Linked DNA regions of Homo sapiens: region 2 is linked to region 1. Evidence: chromatin contacts called from ENCODE Hi-C data. All regions are on one chromosome and are shown on one strand. Each heading gives the region's core, a stretch centred on a gene start or an enhancer-like site at or near the end of the contact. The rest is flanking DNA. Distances are from core to core; before and after follow the strand shown. Region 1 overlaps RERE (arginine-glutamic acid dipeptide repeats). Region 2 has its middle 6.8 kb from the start of SLC2A5.

What was found. Hi-C counts contacts between places; a loop is a spot of excess contacts on that map. Pooled maps may share reads with other maps.
Region 2: a loop to region 1 is called in a map with no recorded cell type, with 7 times the contacts of the local background. The contact joins two enhancer-like sites. A Hi-C loop is called at or near these places in 2 of 37 single-sample maps with no recorded cell type and 2 of 50 pooled maps.

What each region holds. Positions count from the first base shown.
Region 1 is chr1:8,658,390-8,664,789 of GRCh38, forward strand. The region is part of intron 1 of RERE (arginine-glutamic acid dipeptide repeats); the gene reads right to left. Among named protein-coding and RNA genes, the nearest start is that of RERE, 160 kb to the right of the region's middle. RefSeq lists an enhancer at 6,032-6,081. Within about 2 kb of position 1,967, at least 28 of the 41 ENCODE cell types and tissues checked have a DNase peak (open chromatin) inside an H3K27ac peak, as active enhancers do.
Region 2 is chr1:9,073,239-9,079,570 of GRCh38, forward strand. It overlaps a transcript of SLC2A5 not described here. Among named protein-coding and RNA genes, the nearest start is that of SLC2A5, 6.8 kb to the left of the region's middle. RefSeq lists an enhancer at 3,054-3,143. Within about 2 kb of position 4,958, at least 6 of the 41 ENCODE cell types and tissues checked have a DNase peak (open chromatin) inside an H3K27ac peak, as active enhancers do.

The sequences.
Region 1 (6,400 bases), core at 717-3,216:
AAAAGATTGGTCCTCTTTACTTGACAACCACAAACAAATCAGTTTGCAGTTACATGCTTCAGATGCAGAGAAAATTCTCTTTGGTCAGCCAGGCATGGTGGCTCATACCTGTAATCCCAGCACTTTGGGAGGCCGAGGTGGGCAGATCACGAGGTCAGGAGGTCGAGACCATCCTGGCTAACACGGTGAAACCCCATCTCTACTAAAAATACAAAAAATTAGCCGAGCGTGGTGGTGGACACCTGTAGTCCCAGCTACTCGGGAGGCTGAGTTAGGAGAACCGCTTGAACCCAGGTGGCAGAGGTTGCAGTGAGCTGAGATCGTGCCACTGCACTCCAGCCTGGGCAACGAGAGAGACTCCATCTCAAAAAAAAAAAAGAAAGAAAGAAAGAAAGAAAAAAGAAAATTCTCTTTGGTCATGCTAAAACCATAACAATTACCATATATTCTCTGCAGCGCTCTTAGGTCAAACCTCTTACCAGAAAAGACCTCCTCATAAGCATCTCAAATATCCTTAGACATTCAGCAAAATAGAAAGTATTTAGTCTTTGGAAGATAGGTGATGAAGGAGCAATCATGCATCATAAGCTACATTAGAAGAAGGAACGCATGTAGCACAAAACTAGATTACTTCCTTCTATGTAAGAAACATGCTGTTTCAAACAGGATTTCCATTTTCTAAACATATTTCAAGAAAAGGAAAAATTATCACTGCCTACAAAAGTTTTGCCCAGATGAACCGTCTGCTAAACAGATAGTCATAAACTCCCAAGTCCTGGTAGGCTACTAGTGCTAGCAACTGAAAATACAGAGACCTACTACTTCCTCGACAAGTCTTAAGTTTAGAGCATGAACGAGCCAATCATGAAAGAAAGAAAACTATCAGGCCAGGGGCGGTGGCTCATGCCTGTCATCCCAGCACTTTGGGAGGCTGAAGCGGGCGGATCACCTGAGGTCAGGCGTTCGAAGCCATCCTGGCCAAGATGGCGAAACCCTGTCTCTACTAAAAATACAAAAATTAGCTGGGTGCAGTGATGGGTGCCTGTAATCCCACCTACTCGGGAGGCTGAGGCAGGAGAATCGTATGAACCCAGGAAGCGGAGGTTGCAATGAGCCAAGATTGTGCCATGGCACTCCAGCCTGGGAGACAAAGCGAGACTCCGTCTCAAAATAAAAAACAAACAAAAAACGATCAGCTAACACCATTGTTAAAATGTTCCTCTTTGACCCTGAAAACTCATCAGTGTCTACTAGGAGTCCAAAAAGAATGAAAAGCTTGGGCTGAAAACCTCTCCACTGCAACTGCAGTTTCAGACAGAAACACTTCTGATAACTTTAAGAAAAAAAATCATTCTCCCTGGGGTTAACAAGATAACTGCTCCAGAAAACTGTGTAGAAAACATTTTTTCAGCACTCAAAGAGAAAAAATAGTAAGTCCAAATTGTACATTCAACACTACTCACTACAAAATCATACACTGTTTCTATTTACAAAGAAAATAGAGTTGTTTCTGCCAAAAGTGAGCAAGAAAGTTAAAAATTCAAGAAACAATAAAGATGTCTATAAAACAAAATCCAGTATATGTGTATATTTATAAAATCAATGTTCTGATTTATCTGAAAGTTGGCTCTATTTATATATTACATAATCTGCATGTTATATTAATATATTAAATTATATGAATAATTAATACCATATCATTTATATATTAATGACATATTTATATAACCAACTTTCAGATAAGTATGAACATTAATAATCTAAGCAAAAGTCAATCCAATTACCATTTACATTTGGCTCTAAAATACAGCTCAATGGGAATATATTTTTTTCCTCTATGTTTAGCATATGAATTATAATTCTTCTGCGCCTTAGTGTACAGTGATCAACACATACCAATGATGTGACAGATAAAGAAAGGGACCCAGAGAGGAACCAGATGGCACTGAGAAGGAGAGTTGTCACTTCAATTTGCTAGAAATGATCTACAAAGTAGACGATACAACAACAGCATCTTTATTATAGCACCATGAGGTTTACAGAGCAAGTCCCTCATTTGATTCTTCCAACTCATGAAGTGAACTGGACAGAAGTTGTCATCCTCGCTTTACAGTCTACAGAACTCAGAAGAGATCATCTGCACAAGGCCACGCAGCCAATGGGCACGAAGTAGGATTCCAGTGCAGCTGTCTCAGAGCTCAACCCTATCTGGCTTGCACAGGAACTCCTGCTGCCTGTGCTGCCAGGATCTCCAGCTCTTCACAGGCACCAACTTCTCCTACATTCATCCATGCTGATGATTCACGCAGACAGATTTAAGAAACACACTCACTCTGCCCCCAAAGCTATTTTTCTCCAGTCGGAAAGCCAAAAACATTGAAAATATCTGTGTCAATCACTACCCAACCCAGTGAAACAGGAAACACATTATAACATGCTTTAAATAAGAAAAGGAAGAAAATCTAATGTAGAATACATTTCAGATTTACAACAAGCTTCAGCTACTCAGTGAACAAATGTCAAGTGAATGCCTATTATGTGCTATTTACAGCTCCAGGTGTTGGTAAACAGCAGAAAACTCAACATAAAACCCCTGCCCTTATCTTGAGCTTATGTGCTCAGCAGTGGAGAGAGACCACCAACAAAAGGCACCATACCTAATGAGAAGATCTTACATGGGAAATCTAAGGGGGACACAGTGTTGCAGGACTGCAATTTTAAACAAGATGTTCAGGGAAGGCCTCTCTGAGGGGGCTTTGACCCTGAGTAGGAGCATTAGAGAGAAAGCCAAGGACACATGAAGGGAGGTGATTCCTGAAGAGGGGAAAAAGTGCAAGGTCCAGAAGCAGGAATGAGCCAGGCCCACTCAAGACACAGGAGACCAGAGGGGCAGGAATAGCACAAAAAGGGGGAGAGAGGTCAGAGATGAGTTCAGAGGTTGAAGGGGCAGGGGGAGGAGGACCTGGATCCTGGCAGGCCTCATGGGCCAGGGAAAGGACTCTGGCTTTTACTCAAGTGAAATGAAGTTACTCGAATGACACTTTAGCAGGGATGTGAGTAGCAAAGAAAGGCATGATCTGACTTCTGTTTACCGGAGATCACTCTGGCCGCTGATAAAACCTCAAGGAGCGCAGTGGGGCACGATCACCCCGGGAAGACAAGCAGCAGCTGGGAAGGGCTGGGGTAGTAGCAACAGAGAATGGGGAAAGTCTCATGTTTGTATGTTTTAAAGGTAAGAGTCAAATAAATAGGATGTGCTGATAAACTTGAGAGGTGAGAGAGAGAGGGAAAAAAGAAAAAGGACATCTGGCCTGGATGGATGAAGCTGCTGTTTGAGTTTCATGGGGAGACCAGGAATTTGGCTTTGAATGTGTTAAGCTTGATCAAGAAGCCTAGAAAATCACAGAGTCGAAGTTGGCAGAGGTCCAGGCTGGAGATAATAATTTAGTTTTTAAAGCCATGAGACTGAATGAGATCACCCAGGAAGTGAGTACAACTTTTTGACAAAACTTTTAAAACTCATGAGAACATTTATTGCTCACGCTTGAGTGCAGAGGATATTCAAAATAGACTTATGAGTTACACATTTCCAAAGGCAGTACCCTTAGGACTCCTTTTAAGTATATTCCTCTCAATCATTTCCTGATTAGAAGATTATACATCATCATTTCATCTTAAGTAAGAATATGTGGGCAGTTGCCAAAGCTCAAAAAATGGCAGCTTCACCTATTTAGCTGAAGGCCAGATTCCTCACAGTTTTTTGATCCTATTAGATTCCCCACTTAATCTAGGGGAAAGAATCAAAGCTTTCAGCAGAGCCAATATACAGAATTACTCTTCATTTTAGGTTACTTCAGCCTCTACAAACACCATCTTACCTCTTCAAAATGAAGCCAACACCACCCCCAAACATCTCACACTACTTCTCAAAACCAATTCAGACAAAGCACAAAAATTTCAGTCATACTCATGGTCCAAATCTCATTTAAGAGAACCACTTCCTGGCTGGATACAGCGGCTCATGCCTATAATCCCAGCACTGTGGGATAACAAAGTGGAGAAATCATTTGAGGCAAGGAGGCAATCATTTGAGACCAACCTGGGAAACACAGCAAGACCCCATCTTTACAAAAGAAAAATAAATTTAAAAATTAGCTATGCGTGGTGGTGCAGACCTGTAGTCCTAGCTACTTGGGAGGCTGAGGTGGGAGGTGGGAGGATTGTTTGAGGCCAAGAGTTCAAGGCTACAATGGGCTGTGATCACCACCACTGCACTCCAGCCTAGGGAACAGAGTGAGACCCTGTCTCTTAAAAAACAAAAAAAGAAAACCACTTCCTGTCAGTACTTAAGCTTAAGGAAGGGGCCCAGGACAGAACTGGGGATACTGGACTGAGAAGCCAAGATCCAAGTTCTTAGCACTGCCGCTTGCTGCACTGCCTTGGGCAAATCACTCTACCTGTCTGAGTCGCAGTTTCATTGCTGTAAAAGGGGACAAGACCTACCTATTTCACAATGCTGCTGTTGAGAATTACACAAGTATACTATATGTAAATTGTACTTATAGATTGCAAAGTGCTTTACAAATGTAAAATATCAATAATATGTATTTATTTCAGTCATGATTTACATCTACTATGGTAGATAATAAGCTATGGAAGATATAAAGGTAGCCAAAACACCCCTATCCTCAAGAAACTTAACTATTTGGGCGGGGGTAAAATCTATCCAGTTCCATGATTAAGAAACAAATCATGGAGAATTAACTACAAATGAAGAAAAAAATTAAAAATATTTCCTCTTGGGTCATGTAAAATTCACTTATCCATGGAAATCTGCCCCTCCCTCCTGAGTTCCCAATCCTCAAGCTCTACTCATCTCCATTGCTCAAGCCAGGCTATTTGTTAGGATGTTTGACTTTTGACTAAATACAGTGAGCGAAGTCCTCCAGTTAATTCTTCCTCACTCAACCACAGTAAGACATACTTATATTTTTCAAATGCCTGACCATACTCTAGGCATTTTTGCTTAGCACTTAGTCTACCAGACACATCCTGAACACCTCTGTAATGGACCCACTGCTCCAACTGAATCTTAGCTTACCTACTTCAAGCCATCATCATCCCTCATGCAGATGAATACAACTGCTTTCTAACAGATCTTTGTGACTACAAAACATTGTTTGCCTTAGCCTTCCTCCCATCTGTCCTCCAGTGCAGCCAGCCAGCCAGCATATCTGACGTCCCACCACTTTTTTTCATAATAGCTCAATTCAGATATAATTCACGTTCCATATGAATCACCATTTAAAGCATACAATTCATTTAAAGCATACAATGCCCACTATTCCTTTTCAAAGATTATGGGGCTGCCCCTTCACCTCTCCAGCCTCACCTCTCCCCTACTGCTTCCACCTCCACCCCTCCTGCATGCTCCTCCTGCTGCCTCAAGACACTCCTTCAGTCCCTAGAACCCAACTGCTGGGAATACTGTTCCCCGCCCCTTTGTCTGTGTACCTTCTACTGACCCTCAGAGTCTCCAGTGTTTCTGCTCTCCAATTCCAGGAGGCCTCCCAGACCTACCCAGAGTCCAGCCTTCTCTTTGCCCCCCAATCCTGCCTGTAAAATGGCCCTCATTGATCCCACTAGTGTTATCAGTTGTTAACTTACATCACTTCCCCACTAACTGCAAAGTCCACAAAGGCAAGGACCATGTCTACCATGTCATATTCCGTGAAGCAACTCCCACTCAAGCAATTTCCTCTCTGCAGCAAATTCAGGAGAGCATTTTCCTCATCATTATTTGATTATTCAGTAGCAGCTGACAGGGGCTGGCCACACACCCTCCTGGAAGGCCTCTTTTCCTTTCACTTTCTAGACACGATCCTCTCCAGGGCCTATCTAACTGCTCCCTCCACTTCTTATACTAGGCCAACCAGTGTAGAAGTTCTGTTGGGGCACTCCCTCTTTTCTCATCCTCTACTTTCTACCTGGCCAATCTCATATATAATGCGTTCATCACCAATCAGATACCAGGACACACAGGAGGATCCACACAAGTACATGTCTACCAGATCTCCCCTTCAGCTTCAGACACATGTGAAAACTGTTCACCTGGGGTCTCTTCTTGGATATCTCAAAGGTACCTCAACATGCCCAAACCAAAGGCATACTCTGCGTGCACCACCATGCCTGGCTAATTTTTAAAATTTTTTGTAGAGACAGGGTCTCATTTTGTTGCCCAGGCTAGTCTTGAACTCCTGGGCTCAAGCAATCCTCCTGTCTCCTCTCTTTAATCCCTACATCCCATCATCAACAAATTATCTCATTGTTACCTTATAAATTTCTCTCAAACTTATACCTCCAAACACCTCCAACATCACAAATCTTAGTTCAATCTACT
Region 2 (6,332 bases), core at 3,708-6,207, 420 kb after region 1:
TAAATCCATTTGGTCAGTGCCTCTTCTGTAGTAATAGAATTGGGAACAAGACCTGCGGCTGCCCAAAATAAAGACATTTCCCCATTGCTCTTGCAGTCAGTACAGACATAAAGTTCCGCTTAATGCAGTGTATGCAAGATGCCATATGGCAGGCAGCTTCCAGAAACTTTGCTCTCTTAGCTTTGCCTATTTCTCCATCCTGCTTCCTGGAATGTAGATGCCACCAGCTTGGGCCTTGAGATTGAAGCCCCACAGGACAGAGCACCAAGCTAGGAGGAGCTGGGGCCCCTTACCCTGTGGAGCACCATCCCAGCTCCCCACCACCAACTTGACTTAGTAGGGAAGAAAAATACTTCATTTTGTTTTCTGTCACTTGCAGCTGAAACCGTTTCTCACTGGTAGAACTATTAAATGGATGCCTGAAAATCTGTTAGGACAGAAAACAGGAAGATATTCTACCAAAGCCCCTGGTGGTGCAAATGGTGGAGTCTCTTCTGCCTCACTCAGTACATGCTTCTGTACTGTGAGTTAGTTAGTTCATTTGCAGATGGTAAACAAGAGAATGCTGGCCGGGCGCGGTGGCTCACGCCTGTAATCCCAGCACTTTGGGAGGCCAAGGCAGGCGGATTACAGGAATTCAAGACCAGACTGGCCAACATGGTGAAACCCGGTCTCTATTAAAAATACAAGAATTAGCCAGGCTTGGTGGCGGGAGCCCGTAACCCCACCTACTCAGGAGGCTAAGGCGGGAGAATCGCTTGAACCCAGGTAGTGGAGGTTGCAGTGGGCTGAGATCAAACCACTGCACTTCAGCCTGGGTGACAGCGCAAAACTCCATCTCCAAAAATTAAAAAAAAAAAAATACGTCAGTAGAATGCAGAAATTGTGTTTGTGTTCTTAGCAGCATGTTCATATAATAGTTTGAGGTGGTGGTGGAGCGGAGGGGGGCAAGCATTCTCTCAATGAAAGAGCAAGGCTTAGCAACTGTAAACCAAAAAGTATCTGAGACAGGTCTCAATCAATTTAGAAGTCTATTTTGCCAAGGTTAAGGACATGCCCAGAAGAAAAAAGCAGAATCTCAGAAATAGTCTGTGGTCTGTGCCTTTCTCCAAAGATGATTTTGAGGGCGTCGATATTTAAAGAAAAGCTGGCTGGAGGGGAAAGAGGGAGAGTATGGTAACCTACATGTTACAAGAGAAAAGGTACAAGTAGAGGAATCAGCAATTACATGTCTGTCTCTTGCTCAGTAAATCAGCACTTTACATAAAGTGAGGTGAACACAGAGTAGCTACTTGTGGGGATACTTAACCTTTTATCTGTCGCTGTCTGCTTAGGAACATAAGGAAAGACAGCTCCTTGCATGACTCAGCTTTCAGCTTAATTTTGTTTTTCCTTTTTGGCAGAGTGAATTGGGGTCCTGAGTTTTTTATTTTCCTTTACACAACATATGAAGACCTTAAAGAGAAAACGCTGAAAATTCTGCAGGGCTCTGGGCTGGTTTTGTGATTTCAAGAAGCGCTTTCTCCTGTAATCCCAGCATTTTGGGAGGCTGAGGCAGGAGGATCGCTTGAGCCCAGGAGTTCGAGACCAGCCTGGGCAACACAGTGAGACCTTATCTCTACAAATAATCAAAAATTATCTGGGTGTGGTGGTGTGCACCTATAGTCCCAGCTACTTGAGAGGCTGAGGCAGAAGAATTGCTTGAGCCAGGAACTTCAGGCTGCAGTGAGATGTGACTGAGCCACAGAACTCGGCTTGAGCAACAGAGTGAGATCCCATCTCAAAAAACAAAACAAAAAAAAAAAGAAGTGCTTTCCAAGCTTTCTGTGGAGTCCTAATTAGGGAAAAGGAGTCAGGTTGGCAGCACCAGGGGAAAGCAAAAGAGAAAGCAAATAAGCTATAAATCTGCCTCTCTTCATGGTCCACAACAGATAAACAAAGAGGAAGCAGATGAGTTATAGGTCTGTCTGTGTTTATGTCCCAGGAAGTGTAGCCCTCCTGAGCAAATAACACACATAACTCACAGACTTCCCGTTTCACATCAAACACCTCAATTTATCAAACATCCCGGTTGACAGAAGAAGGCAGGTTAGCTCCTGCAGCCGTGGCGTAATCCAACATCCCAAGAGCCATCCTATAAAATCTCCAGCAAGCCTGTTTCCTTGCAGTCCGCTCCTCTTCTGCTGATACCGCCCGTTGCCTCCTTGCAACATATTTTCCTACTTTCTCTAATAAATCTATCTTTCTCTACCTACAACTGTCTTGGTAAATTCTTTTACTCCCGTGCCACTGGCCCAGACAGTTGTCACTCCCCTGTGACCCTTTCAATAATCTTAAACTAAATGGTGGAGTTAGCAGGACAGTTGAAGATATTTTCATATGTAATTTGTTTGTTTTAATTGATTATAGCCTGCATTGGATTTTCAATTTTTTTTTTTTGAGACGAAGTCTCACTCTTGTCCCCCAGGCTGGAGTGCAATGGCATGATCTCAACTCACTGTAACCTCGGCCTCCCAAGTTCAAGTGATTCTCCTGCCTCAACCTCCCAAGTAGTTGGGATTACAGGCACCTGCCACCATGCCCAGCTAATTTTTGTATTTTTAGTAGAAACGGGGTTTCACCATGTTGGTCAAGCTGGTCTCGAACTCCTGACCTGAGGTGATCCACCCACCTCGGCCTCCCAAAGTGCTGGGATTACAGGCGTGAGCCACCGCGCCCGGCATTTTTTTTTTTTTGAGACGGAGTCTCACAGTGTTGCCCAGGCTGGGGTGCAGTGGCACAATCTCAGCTCACTGCAACCTCCACCTCCCAGATTCAAGCGATTCTCTTGCCTCAGCCTCCCGAGTAACTGGAATTACAGACGCACGCCACTACGCCTGGCTAATTTTTGTATTTTTAGTAGAGGCGGGGTTTCGCCATGTTGGCCAGGCTGTTCTAGAACTCCTGACCTCAAATGATCTGACCGCCTCGGCCTCCCAAAGTGCTGGGATTACAGGCGTGAGCCACTGCACCTGGCCGGATTTTCAATTTTGATGAAACAGCTCTACTAGGAGTGAAAGGCCCAAAGACCCTAATCTGAGAAGAGAAAGCAGAAGTTCCCCCAGGCGATGGAGATCTGCCCTAGCTGCTGTGCTTATCAAGACTGCATTTATACTTGTTTGTGTTCAGATTGTAAAACCGCATAGGATTCAAGTGGTCCTTGCCAGTCATTTCTCCCCTTAAGCCCTGTTATTTTGATGTGCCACTTGGCAGAATGTCATGTTCTTTAGGAACAGGTATATCACATGATAGCAGAAATGCCTATATGTGCCTTTGATGCACAAAACGGGGTTGCTATCAAGGTGGTGTCTATATTTGGCTTGCTTGATTGATGGGGAGAGGAAATGGCTCTTGGCCACACCCATTTATTAATCTAAAGGAAAAAACTGAGGTGAAATCCATACAAGTAGAGAGTTTATTTGGGCCAAGTTTGAGGACTGCAACCCAGGAGCATAGATTCAAGTTGCCCTGAATTTATGTTCCTATCAGCAATAGTTACAAGTGTGGTGTTTTTTTTGTTTTTTTTTTTGAGATGCAGTCTCACTCTTGTTGCCCAGACTGGAATGCAGTGGCGTGATCTCGGCTCACTGCAACCTCCGTCTCCCGGGTTCAAGCGATTCTTCTGCCTCAGCCTCCCTAGTAGCTGGGATTACAGGCGCCTGCCACCACGCATGGCTAATTTTGTATTTTTAGTAGAGATAGGGTTTCACCATGTTGGCCAGGCTGGTCTCGAACTCCTGACCTCGTGATCCGCTCGCCTCAGCCTCCCAAAGTGCTGGGATTATAGGCATGAGCCACCATGCCAAGCCTTACAAGTGGGTTTTTAAAAGAAAAAAGGAAGGCTGGACATGGTGGCCCATGCCTATAATCCCAGCACTTTGGGAGGCTGAGGCAGGCAGATCGCTTGAGCTCAGGAGTTCAAGACTAGTCTGGCCAAAATGGTAAGATACCGTCTCTACAAAAATACAAAAATTAGCCAGGCATGGTGCTGCATGCCTGTAGTCCCAGCCACTTGGGAGGCTAGAGTGGAAGGATTGCTTGAGCCTGGGAGGTGGAGGTTGCAGTGAACTGAGATAGCGCCACTGCACTCCTGCCTGGGCAACAGAGTCAAAACCTGTCTCAAAAAAAAAAAAAGCAAAAAAAAAAGAACACAAAAAAACAAAAAAAAAACCCCCAGAAAAGTCTGGACGCAGTGGCTCACGCCTGTAATCCCAGCACTTTGGGAGGCTGAGGCAGGTGGATCGCCTGAGGTCAGGAGTTCAAGACCAGCCTGGCCAACATAGTGAAACCCCATCTCCACTAAAAATACAAAAAAAAAAAGAAAAAAATTAGCTGGGCTTGGTGGCAGGCACCTGTAATTCCAGCTACTCGGGAGGCTGAGGCGGGAGAATCATTTGAACCTGGTTGCAGTGAGCCGAGATCATTCCATTGCACTCCAGCCTGGGCAACAAGGGTGAAACAGGGAGAGAGGGAGGGAGGGAGAGAGGGAGGGAGGGAGGGAAAGAAGGGGAAGAAGGAAGGAAGGAAGGAAGGACAGGAGGGAGGGAGGGGCAATGGGAGTGTTGGTCCTGATCCAGACCCCAAGAGAAGGTTCTTGGACTTTGTGTGAGAAAGAATTCAGGGTGAGTCCATAGAGTAAGGTGAAAGCAAGTTTATTAAGAAAGTAAAGAAATAAAAAAAAGGCTACTCCACAGGCAGAGCAGTGGCCTGGGCTGCTCAACTGATTATATTTATAATTAGTTCTTGTTCTTTGCTAAACAAGGGGAGGATTATCCACTAGTTTTCTGGGAAAGGGGTGGACAGTTCCCCGGAGCTGAGGGCTCCTCCCGCTTTTAGGCCATATAGGGTAACTTCCTGAGGTTGCCATGGCATTTGTAAATTGTCATGGCACTGGTGGGAATGTCTCTTAGCATGCTAATGTATTATAATTAGCATATAATGACAGTGAGGACAACCAGAGGTCACTTCCATCACCATCTTGGTTTCGGTGGGTTTTTGTGGCTTCTTTACCACATCCTTTCATCAGCAAGGTTTTTGTGACCTTGTGCTGACTTCTTATTTCATCCTGTGACTAAGAATGCCTAAACCTCCTGGGAATGCAGCCCAGTAGGTCTCAGCCTCACTTTACTCGGTCCCTATTCAAGATGGAGTCGCTCTGGTTCCAATGCCTCTGACAGGAGGCGGGAAAGGGAGAGAAGACTTTGTATTGGGTACAGTGTACAGCGCTTGGGTGATGGGTGCACCCAAATCCCAGAAATTACCACTAACGAATTTATCCATGTAACCAAGAACCACTTGTATCCCCAAAAACTATTGAAAAACATTTCATTTAAAGAAGAGACAGTTCTTTACCAAGAATTTACATCAAAACCATGTAAACTGTAGATCCACACTACATTGTTCTTTGTACCATGAATTCCAAAACCCTGAAGAAAATGGGTGAGGCAGCTATCAGGAACAAAGTGTCGTCAAATAGCTGCCCTGGACATGGGTGGGGAAGTGACTCAAGTTCCCACTCACGTCTCTCTGGGCCTAATAAATTTTGCGAACCTCACAGGGCTCACACTGCTCAGCTGTTTTTCTTTTCCCACATTCCAGATTTAGATAAGGAAGGAATCATTAACAGATTCAGAGTGGACCTGACCACCCCACAGTGCCCTTGCTTTGCTTTTGGCACAGGCAGTGTATCTCGTCTGGGGAAGGGAGAGGAGTGCATCCAGTCGGTTGACACAGGACCTCCCAACCCCAGTGCCCACGCGCGGTGTCTCCCTCTTCCTCTTCTGTGAAAAGCCACACCCCACCTTGGGCATGCCACCTGGCCGCCGGAACCCAAGTCTGCAGGGAGGGTCCAGAAAACGTGCGCCTTCCAAGTTTATCTTCCTTCAGGAGCCAGTTCTGTATTCTGTCCTCACTTGAGCTCCCTTCCAAGCTCCTACTAGATGTCCCCGAGGCAGAGAGATTGTTGATCACGCTCTGATATGCCTGGGGTGTAAACTTCAGAGACATGACAAGGTGCCTATGTGTTTTCTCACCAAGAACAGAATTTGACCTCGCCTATCAGAGAGTGCACGTGCACAGGAAGGGCGTGCTCCTGGAGAAGCACAGGCAGAAGACGTGAAAGCCGGAGCAGCAGAGGCTCTTCAGGACCCAAGGGGCTTCTGTCGGTTACACATTACCCTGGATAGACACTCCTCTTTTTATTTTTGATTTATTTCTTTATTTTGTTGAGACAGAGTCTCATTCTGTCACCCAGGCTGGAGTACAGTGGCGTGATCTTGGCTCCCTGCAACATT